3 separate regions of the Homo sapiens genome follow, and all the other regions are linked to region 1. The links are chromatin contacts, found by Hi-C in ENCODE. All regions are on one chromosome and are shown on one strand. The core of a region is the stretch at or near the end of the contact, and the rest is flanking DNA. Distances in the headings are between cores, read along the strand shown.

Evidence for each region. Hi-C counts contacts between places; a loop is a spot of excess contacts on that map. Pooled maps may share reads with other maps.
Region 2: a map with no recorded cell type shows a loop between it and region 1 (6-fold over the local background). The contact joins the promoter of CHST15 here to the enhancer-like site in region 1. A Hi-C loop is called at or near these places in 1 of 168 maps with a recorded cell type or tissue (GM12878), 11 of 37 single-sample maps with no recorded cell type and 4 of 50 pooled maps.
Region 3: a pooled map shows a loop between it and region 1 (9-fold over the local background). The contact joins two enhancer-like sites. A Hi-C loop is called at or near these places in 6 of 37 single-sample maps with no recorded cell type and 4 of 50 pooled maps.

Annotation. Positions count from the first base shown.
Region 1 is chr10:125,063,198-125,066,486 of GRCh38, forward strand. The region is part of intron 2 of CTBP2 (C-terminal binding protein 2); the gene reads right to left. Among named protein-coding and RNA genes, the nearest start is that of MIR4296, 32 kb to the left of the region's middle. RefSeq lists an enhancer at 1-383. Within about 2 kb of position 1,679, at least 15 of the 41 ENCODE cell types and tissues checked have a DNase peak (open chromatin) inside an H3K27ac peak, as active enhancers do.
Region 2 is chr10:124,091,937-124,095,225 of GRCh38, forward strand. It overlaps CHST15 (carbohydrate sulfotransferase 15), which reads right to left and starts at 1,662. Exons shown (of 8, transcript NM_001270764.2): 1 at 1,533-1,662.
Region 3 is chr10:124,284,190-124,287,478 of GRCh38, forward strand. No RefSeq gene overlaps it. Among named protein-coding and RNA genes, the nearest start is that of OAT, 130 kb to the right of the region's middle. Within about 2 kb of position 1,487, at least 4 of the 41 ENCODE cell types and tissues checked have a DNase peak (open chromatin) inside an H3K27ac peak, as active enhancers do.

The DNA.
Region 1 (3,289 bases), core at 429-2,928:
TACGAAGCAATCTGGAAAGCTAATTACGTGTTACTCTGCGCACATCTTCATCTCTGATGTGGAAACAGCATGGGCGAATCGGTCTGGTGGGGAAAAACATCATACTTAAGAAATACGGAGAATTTATTTCTCCGCAAGCCACATACGTGTTTTACCCCACACGTCATGAGGCCTGTGGCACCCCGATGGGGACTGAGCATTCACTCTTCTGCCCACGTGAGGAACCAACAAAAGCTGGCAAGGACACCCCAGGATAACACCCAAACACGTCGACTCGTGCGAAAGGCCTCATGCACGATCCTTTCTTGCTGTGGCAAAACCGTTAAGTTTCTCTCAACACACACAAAACCGAAGTAAAATGCTCATCCTCTGGCTCCCCTACAGTAGTAAAAATTAATTGCCACATAAAATTGCTGATTCCTACCAAATGAAGCTGTACGATTTATCAGCTCATGGATGGCGCAAACTCAATGGTGGTTTAACTACATCACCTGAGTTATTGCTGTGTTTTCTCTCAGTGACAGCTTTACGGGGAATGTAAGTTTTGCGAATTCATTCATGTAGGACAAACTTCCAAAGTAAACAAAAGCATTAAGCAGACACAGCTCTCCCGTGGCTATGTCACAGCGATTCTCAAAGCCACAGGGTGTCTGGGCAAGAAGGGTGGACACCCCGTGTAGGGACCCCTGCAGCAACTCCATCAGGCACGGTTTTCCCCCACCCCCAGGCTGCAGTGCCACCTTCCAGGGGTGCTCTCTGCTGAAGCCCTCAACCCCCCGCACCCCAACTTTAGAGGCCATCGTAATTTAATTATCCAACTCCAATTCCACATAGGAATCCAGTTATTTAAAATGCATTAAAAAAATAAATCACTGCCAGTAGGTTTTGTATTTTTGGCCAGGACAAAGAATTTATAAACAGCTTATATATATGGTGTGGAAGACAGTTAGATGGTGAATACCTCAGGGAACACCATAGTCTCCTCGGTTTTCACCAGAGTTTGCCTGGGAGCCGGGACATCCCTATCATTTTATGGGCTATTTCTGTTTTCTTCATCATTTGTCCCCTGTCCATTAGACAACAATGGATTGATCTTTTTCTAATCTGAATTAGGCCAGGCACAAACAGGTAAGTTACCTTCCGGTTTCCATAATTACGGGAACAGGCAAGTACTTCTTCCAAACTCAGGCCTTCAGAGAAAAATAACTGTGGTGGGAGGGGTGCAATCCCTGGGGAAACAGCGTTCTTGGTGAGGACAATGCTGAGGTCACCCATCGGTCTCCGAAGAATAGCAGTTCTACTTCTCAAGGGAAGAGAGCCCCAACTCTAAGAATTTCAGGTACATGAAAAAAAAGTGCCACAATCCATTGTCCAAGTTTGCCTTATGTTCTATTTATAGTCAGAGTGCGTGCTCTGAATCTGTTTTAGAATCATGTTCTTCAGGACAACTTGAAATAAAAATCAGAGAAGTTTAGTTTCAAAAAAGGCAGAGAGGTGACTATCCACCCAGGAGACTTCACCCATTCCCGCCACGCCAGTGTCCCCAGTCAGCCTTGACCCTGCTTCCCTGACTGTGTAGTGAGATGTGGGGATTCAGCCCAAGGCTTGTGGTTAAAGACAGAGGAAGAAAAGACAAAGAATGAAACCTTTCTGGTTTGGTGACTTAGCTCAGAGCTGGTCTGGCTCTTCTCTACTTTCTTGCCAAGTTTTGCATATTTGGGATTTCAGTTTCACAAGCTTCCCCACCTCACTGGTTTTACTGCTTAACGAGCAGAGAATATGCTCTAATGATTATCTGAAACACACCCACAGGTAACCACAACTGTTTCACACAGAACAGGAAATGCCCAGCAAAGAAACTCTCACTTGATGATGAAATGTTTGCCACTAGAAAATACATCGTACTGTCCCCATTCCATGGGCTCCCCAAACCACTCTGCACAAAAACTGTGGTTGCGGAGGGGCTGCTTGACAGACTGTTCTTTGACTGGGCTCTTCAGGTTCCAGTCTTTCCAGGGAGGTCCAGCCATCATCAGATCCAAATGGAAGTCTTGCAACTGGGGCACTCTGCTTGAACTCAAATGCCCCCAACAAGAGCCTTGTTCTCTTTGTGATGATTTCCTGTGCTGCACACATGAATCTGTGCTTTTCTCAATGTGCACTTTTTAAAAAATTGAAAACAACCCAAGGATGAGTCAACATTTTAATGCAGCTCATACCTGACTGTCAACTTCAGCAAAATAAAGGGAAGGAAGAGCAAAGCCCGCAGGGGCTTTGGGGAAGGCGAGGTGGCGAAGGGAAGAGGCAGGATCCGGCTAACAAATGCCAGTATCAGGGAAATACCAAGTCCACATCCTGCGCAGTCAGCTCCCCAGGATTTGTTTTTGTGGGTCTCTGAGCTGAGAGCTAAGGGGGCCGGAGGGAGAAAGTGGGAGGTAAAGTTAGAGGAGGGACTCACTGTAGGAGCACACTGCCAGCTCTTGTGGCCAGCCCCAGTGGAAAAGAAATCCCACTAAATTTACATCCATTCGTGCTCCATATGAAGAAGCTGAGGGTCACTGTCCTCTTCTAGCTATTTCATTCAGCTGGCTTTCCAGTCTATCAGAAAAATGCCATCATCGGCTGGGTGTGGTGACTCTCACCTATAATCCCAACACTTTGGGAGGCTGAGGTGGGCGGATAGCTTGAGCCTAGGATAGCTTGAGACCAGCCTGGGCAACATGGCGAAACCCTGTCCTAAGAAAAATACAAAAATTAGCCTGGCTTGGTGGCATGCGCCTGTAATCCCAGCTACCCAGGTGGCTGAGGTGGGAGGATCGCTTGAGCCCAGAAGGCAGAGGTTACAGTGAGCCCTGATTGTGCCATGGCACTCTAGCCAAAAAAAAAAAGCCGTCATCTTCTTGATGGTGAACTCCCTCTAATGCTCAGGCTGATGTCCTAACACCCAGGACAACGTCTGAGTGACCAGTGGCTCTTGGCTGAGGGATGTGAGCTATGAGCCCCTACATCACAGCTTCTGTTAACATGGCGATGGCTAGGCACAGGCAGCCACCCCTCTACCAAGCCACATCCCAAATCCTAACCCCAGCAGAGCCAGAGACTCAATGCTTTGTGTCACATGGAGCTACCAACATCAGGACCAGCGAGAAATCGGGAAAACATCAAGTCAGAACGTCCCGTGCCTTCTAAGCAGTCAGGTGCATGCACCATGCTAGGTGAGTGCAGGGCAGGAACGGAAGGCAAGCAGGGTGCGCAGATGTAACGGGGGAAGCAGGCACGGCCAAGCACC
Region 2 (3,289 bases), core at 412-2,911, 970 kb before region 1:
GGGCACCCGGACAGCGACGGGGAGGTCAAGCAGCTGTGCCCAGGACCCGGGCGGCTCCGAAGCCTCAACACGCACACACTCGCGCGCACGCCGGCCCATCGGTTGCCTGGAGGAGTCGGGAAGGTGCTTCCACGGCTCTTCATTCATTTTCCCAAAGGCAAGGTTCCCTTCGCCCCGGCGCCTCTATCCTGCCATCCCAGGGGGCCAATTGCGCCACAGCCCGCCACCCAGCCACCCACAGCCACCGCGTCCTATCTCCCGGCACACACAACCCAACAGACTCGCATTACATCTCCACCGCCAGCGTCGCCTCCGCGCCCCGGCCGCTGCCATCCGGCTCCCCAGCTTCGCCGCCCCGCAGCCCCGGCTCCCCGCCTCTGGCCTCACCGCGCGGCTCAGAGCTGCCTCGCTCGGCTCGCCGCACCAAGGCCGGCCAGAGACGCCGCCACCGCCGGGAAGCGCCGGCAACTCCCGAGTCACGCCGCCTCCCGAGACGCGGCGGGGCGCAGGGAGGGGACAGCAGTGGGGGCGGGGCGGGGAGGAGGAAGGAGGAGGGGGCGGGGAGCAAAAGTTCACACCGCTCGGGGCTCAGCCGCTCCCCTATCTCTTCCCAGGCCCGCCCCCGCCATCCCCCTTCCCTGAACCGGGTCCCACGGGCTTAGGCGCGGGAGAGCTCTGGCCTCCCCGCCCGGAACCGCCGCAAGGCTAGAGCCAGGGTTCTGGAAGCGCATCCGAGCTCGCAACCGGGGAGAGAGTGGCGGATGCCCACTTACCTGCCCCGGGCCGCGCCTGGAAACTTCCCCAAAGTGCGATAGGGGTGTGGGGGCGGAGCGCAAGGCTGGGGGGAATCCCCGTCCCCTACCGCCAAACGACGCGCGCTCACACCGTGAAAGCACTGGTCTGTCCGTCGGTCGGTCCCCCGCCTGCGGCTCCCAGAGCTGGGCGGTGCAGGGGCGCCCCGATTCCGACTACTGGGCTCCTTCTCCCGGACAGCCCGCCGGTGCGTTCCACGCGGCTTGCGCCCCCCGCCGGCCTCCGGCTATCCACGGCGCCACCACGCCACTGCTCGGTCCCCTGTCCCCTCGCTCCGGCCGCGTCCTCTCTGCGAGGGAGGGGGCGTGTGTCGCCGCTGGGTAACCCTTCCCGCGGGGTCCTCAAGCGCGCAGGGCGCCCGGAGCGCGGCCAGGACCAATGGCGAAGGGACTCCTCCCGCTGGGGATCGCTGAAGCCTCGGGGAGGCCGGGCCAAGGAGCCCGGGGCCCAAACCTGCCTCGGCTCGTCGAGCTCGCAAGTTCATTGTCTGCCTGGGCCGCCGCCGCCACCGCCACCGCCACCACCGCGCCGGGAGCGCCGCGGGGAGTGAGGCTGCGCGCCGCCTCCGCCGGCCCGGACTCCCTACGCCCAGCCCCGGCCGCCGCCGGCGCTGCCTGGCCCGAACCCGCGGAGGGGCGCCGGAGCCCCGAGCCCAGGGCCAGACCTCCTACCGCCGCTCCTCGCCGACCCCACCTCGGCGTCTGGCACCTAACTTGTACCTGAGAAGCCTGAGTCCAGCCCGGGAGCCTCTGCGGCTCCGGCTCCGCGGGAGCGCGCCCAGCCCCGAGCCTCTAGCCCCGCATCCAGGGCGCGTCAACCTGACTCCCCGAGCGCTGGGAGGAAAAGTTTGGGAGTGACGTGCAGACGGCGAATGAAACATCCGAGGAGAACCCTCCCCCCGCCCCATGTCGCGCTGACACACATCAGCTCCAGTCTGGAATGTGAGATCAAGGCGTGTGCGCCGAGCGGTGGGTTTGGCCCCTGCCCCCTCCCCCTCCGAGTCAACACTGCTTGTGTGTTGCGGTGATTCCAAATAAAAGCACATCGAAACCCCTGAAATCTGGCAGTGACACCTTGCCAGATACTTCTTTTTTTTAAAGACAGAGTTTCGCTCTTGTTGCCCAGGCTGGAATGCAATGGCGCGATCTCGGCTCACTGCAACTTCCGCCTCCCGGGTTCAAGAGAGTCTCCTGCCTCAGCCTCCCGGGTTCAAGAGAGTCTCCTGCCTCAGCCTCCCGAGTAGCCGGGATTACAGGCATGCGCCACCACGCAAAATAGGCTAATTTTATATTTTTAGTACAGACGGGGTTTCTCCATGTTGGTCAGGCTGGTCTCGAACTCCCGACCTCAGATGATCCGTCCGCCCCCCCAACCCAAAGTGCTGGGATTACAGGCGTAAGCCACCGCGCCCGGCCGCCAGAGACATCTTTAAGGAACTTGGCGGTCTGGAGCCAGCCCGTACATTAATATTCAAGGCCACAGCGCTGGTGAGTTCGGCGCCCTCTGTTGTATTTTTGCATCCCGGGAAGGCTGGCCCGGCTCTTTGGCCCGGCGTGTTTTGCTTCCGCGGGGGAGGTAAAGCTCTGCAGGACCCCGATCGCCACGGCCTGCCGCAGTGGCCTGGAGTCGGCTGCCCCAGGGAACCACCTGGACAGCCCGAGGGCAAGAAAGCGGCACCAGTGGCCGACTCCACTGACTCTGGGCTGAAGATGCCATCAGTTAAAGAAAAGACACATGAAATTCTGGCAGATTCGCTCAGAGGGCGCTTGGAGCACCAAGCCCAGCCTCTCAGGAAACTGAGGTCCAAGGGACAAAAAGAATCTGCAGTCTCTTGCCGGCCTGTGTCCCCGTGGCCAGAGTCCAGCACCCTCTTCCTCGAAGCAACCAGAAGTGGAAATGAAAGTGCTCCGTTAACTGTAGACTACATGCCACCGAAGGGTCATTCCTGACAGTGGCTTCTCCCCATTATCTCTTTATTGCCGGAGGCTTCATCTCGCCCCCCTGAAGCTACAGTCCACCCTGAGGTCATAAACTTCTGCTCAGCACCCATGGCAACTAATGCAGAGGTCACCATCAGAGGATTATAACTGCAGATGGGAAACCGGGATGAGAGGGGAGTTCTTTAAAATCCTGTCTTGTTTTCCTGCAAATAATGCCTCTTACATAAAATCTGCGAAGAAAGATGAATGCAGCAAAGAGACTTGCCTTAGAATCTCAGACTAGATTGCTTTTTCCATATAGACTCCACTTAGTGATTTTTGTTCTTTATTTTTTTTTTAAACAAAAACCTATTTCTGAAAATACAACGAGCTGCTTTTTGCAGGGTTCACAATTCCCAATAGATGATGATGCCATTTTTCAAGGTCTCACACACGTTGTGGCTTTGGGGCTTATTTATTAGCTCCCAAGAAAAGCCTGCCTTTCAGTGAGGTTTATATACTCGAGTAATTGCATCAGGGGACACAGAGCAGGTTGC
Region 3 (3,289 bases), core at 237-2,736, 780 kb before region 1:
GTCTGAAAACTCTCTGTGGGAGTGAGACTTTGTGAAAATTACACTGAAGTCATAGTAACGACAGGAGCAGCTCCCAAGTCTTGCACACTCATTATGTGCCCAAGGCAGTGCTAAGCATGTCACATGCTATCGCATTTAATCTCTGGGCCATGGATGCCGTGGCTCTCTCCATTGCACAGGTTAACAAACTGAGGCTCAAAAGGATAAGTACCTTGCCAAGGCCACCTAGCAGCCAATCAACAACAGAACCAGGATTTAAATCTGATCTGACTGTGTGTCCTGTGCTCCCAACCTCCCCGCCACCTGTCTCGCGAAAGATTGATGGAGTTAAGAGTCTTTGGGCTCAGACACAGATCTTCTAGAAGGCCCCTATGAAAACTGAAACAATGCATTTTCAAAACAATCAGGGAGATTTGATTATGGACTAGATATTAGTGATACCAAAGAAACACTTAGGCTGATAGTGATGCTGGCGTGTAAGGAGATATCCAGGGTTTTAGAAATGCTCATTGGATTCTGCGGCAATGAGACCTTGTGTCTGGGGCTTGCTATGAAATCATTCAGGAGACAGAGAAAGGAAATAGGGCAAAAATCTTACTAACTGTTGAATCTGGGTGGCGGCTCTATCTCTACTTTTGAGTGTATTGAAAATATTCATAATTATATCTTTTAAAACACACGCAAAACAAGACTAGCCATTTAGGAAATGCAAACCAAAACCACATGAGATACTACCTCACGCCCATCATTATAGCTACTATCAAAAACCAGAAAATAACAAGCGTTGGCAAGGATGTGGAGGAATTAGAACCCTTGTCCACTGCTGGTGGGAATGTAAAGCGGCGTGGCCACTATGGAAAACAGTACGGCAGTGCCTCCAAAAATTAAAAATAGAACTACCATATGATCCAGCAATTCCACTTCTAGGTACACACCCAAGAATTGAAAGCAGGGTCTAGAAGAGCTACTTGTCCACCCATGTTCATAGCAGCACTATTCACAATAGCCAAAAGGAGGGAGCAACCCACATGTTCGCCCGCAGATGAACAGATAAACAAAAGGTGGCATATCCAAACAATACAATATTATTCTGCCCTAAAAAGGAAGAAAGCACCAGGCACAGTGGCTCACGCCTGTAATCCCAGCACTGTGGGAGACTGAGGTGGGCAGATCACCTGAGGTTGGGAGCTTGAGACCAGCCTGACCAACATGGAGAAACCCCGTCTCTACTAAAAATATAAAATTAGCTGGGCATAGTAGCACATGCCTGTAATCCCAGCTACTCGGGAGGCTGAGGTAGGAGAATCGCTTGAACCCAGGAGACAGAGGTTGTGGTGAGCCAAGATCGTGCCATTGCACTCCAGCCTGGGCAACAAGAGCGAAACTCCGTCTCAAGAAAAAAAAAAAAAGAAAAAAAAGGAAGAAAGCTCTGACACATGCTACAACACGGATGAACCTTGAAGACACTCTACTGAGTGAAATAAGACAACCACAAAAAGACAAATACTCTATAGTTTCACATATATGAGCTCTCTAGGGTAGTCAAATTCATAGAGACAGAAAGTAAAATGATGGCTGTCAGGGCTGGGAGGAGGTGGGAAGGGGAAATTGTTGTTTCACAGTTATAAAATTTCAGTTTTGCAAGATGAAAAAGTTCTGGAAATTGGTTGCATAATGATGTGAATGTACTTAGCACTACTGAACGGTACACTTAAAAACGGTTACGGTGATACATTTTTTTGTTATGCATATTTTACCACAGTTTTTAAAGGAAAACACACACACACAAGCGAGCCGTGCAGCAGAGCCGGAAGCGCCCATATGAAGGCTCTCCAAAGGCTATTTTCAGTTGAAAGAAGCAAACAGAGCCACATGGTTTTGCCGAGGCACGGCAAAAATACTCAGGGAACTGCGAGCTGTGGTTATCTCTGGGGAATAAGACTGGGGTGGCCAGGAGGTGAGAAACTTGTATTTTCTATTTTTACATCCTTTTATGCTGTTTGAACTTTTCAAAACAGAAAACTATGTCTATGCACTACTTTGGTGCTAAAAACGAGTTTTCATTTTTTTAATGCAACTGCTGTCGCTGGGACAGAAAGTCATCGCCAACCCCAACAGGTTAGCAGTGACTGCGGGGGTGGCTGTGCCCTGGCCCCTGCCCTGCAGGAAGGGAACGGTAGCTCTGTTTTCACTGGGAGCTTTAGAGGTGGGCATGGGAGGGATGAGGGGACCGGGTCTGAATGAGAAACCGCTCGAGGCCTCGCAGGAGCCTGGAACTGCATGCGAAAGGAAAGGGCTCTGCTCAGGGACAGGAGCATGAACAGAGAGGGAGGAGGAGCCCCTGGGGTGGCCCCTCACAGATTTGAGCATCAAATCTGCAAAACCGAGGCACAGAGAGATGGAATAACTTGCCAAATGTCACACAGGTAGTAAGTAGCAGAGTTGGCCATGGTTCTGAGATCTTCCCTAACCACCATGCTATGGGGCCTCTCAGTGGAGACTGAATGACTGGACAGAAGAGATAGAAACCCAAACCAGCAGCCTCAAACATAAAAGAAAATACATTGTTTCATGAAGCTGAAAAGTCCATGATCCTACTTCAGGCTCAGCTGGATCCAGGTGTTCCAGTGATGGGTAGAGCTCACCTCCCTCCACCTCACTCTGCTTTCCCCCTAGGTCAGCTCTATTCTCGAGAAGACATCCTCCAGCAGGTGGAAAACATGCTCCCCAGCATTCTAGCTTCTACCAGCCTGGCAGCCCCCACAAAGCAACAGCAACTCTTTCCAGCAAAACTTCCAAGGCTGGGTCTCACTGGTTGGGCTGGGCCACATCCCTATTCCTGAACCAATCTGTATGATTTGAGGGAGGTAGAGGAGATGGAGTCAACCACACAACCCCACTCAGAGGAAAAGAGGGTGCTTTCTTCAAGGGAGTATTAAGGGGCCATTCCCAAAGAATAGATGATAGCAACTTGGGCAGGCAGAAACATCAGCGTTTCCTCTGAAATGGAAGTGCTTAGAATCCTGCCAGGCAGGGCCGGACGGAACAATTATTATTACTACAAGGAGATTCTGAGAGACCTAAATTCACAGAGAGGTTGGCAGGATGCCACTAACATGCCCTGGTCTCAGAAGGAACCAGGAAGGAGTGTGGCTTTATAGCCATGAGGTCTAAATTCCTCCCTGATTCTGGTACTCACTGGCCATGTGGCCTTGGGAAAGTAAGCCACTGGACTCGGCATCAGCATCCTCATCTGAGAAGTAGAACAACAAAGCCTTGCTAGTGAATC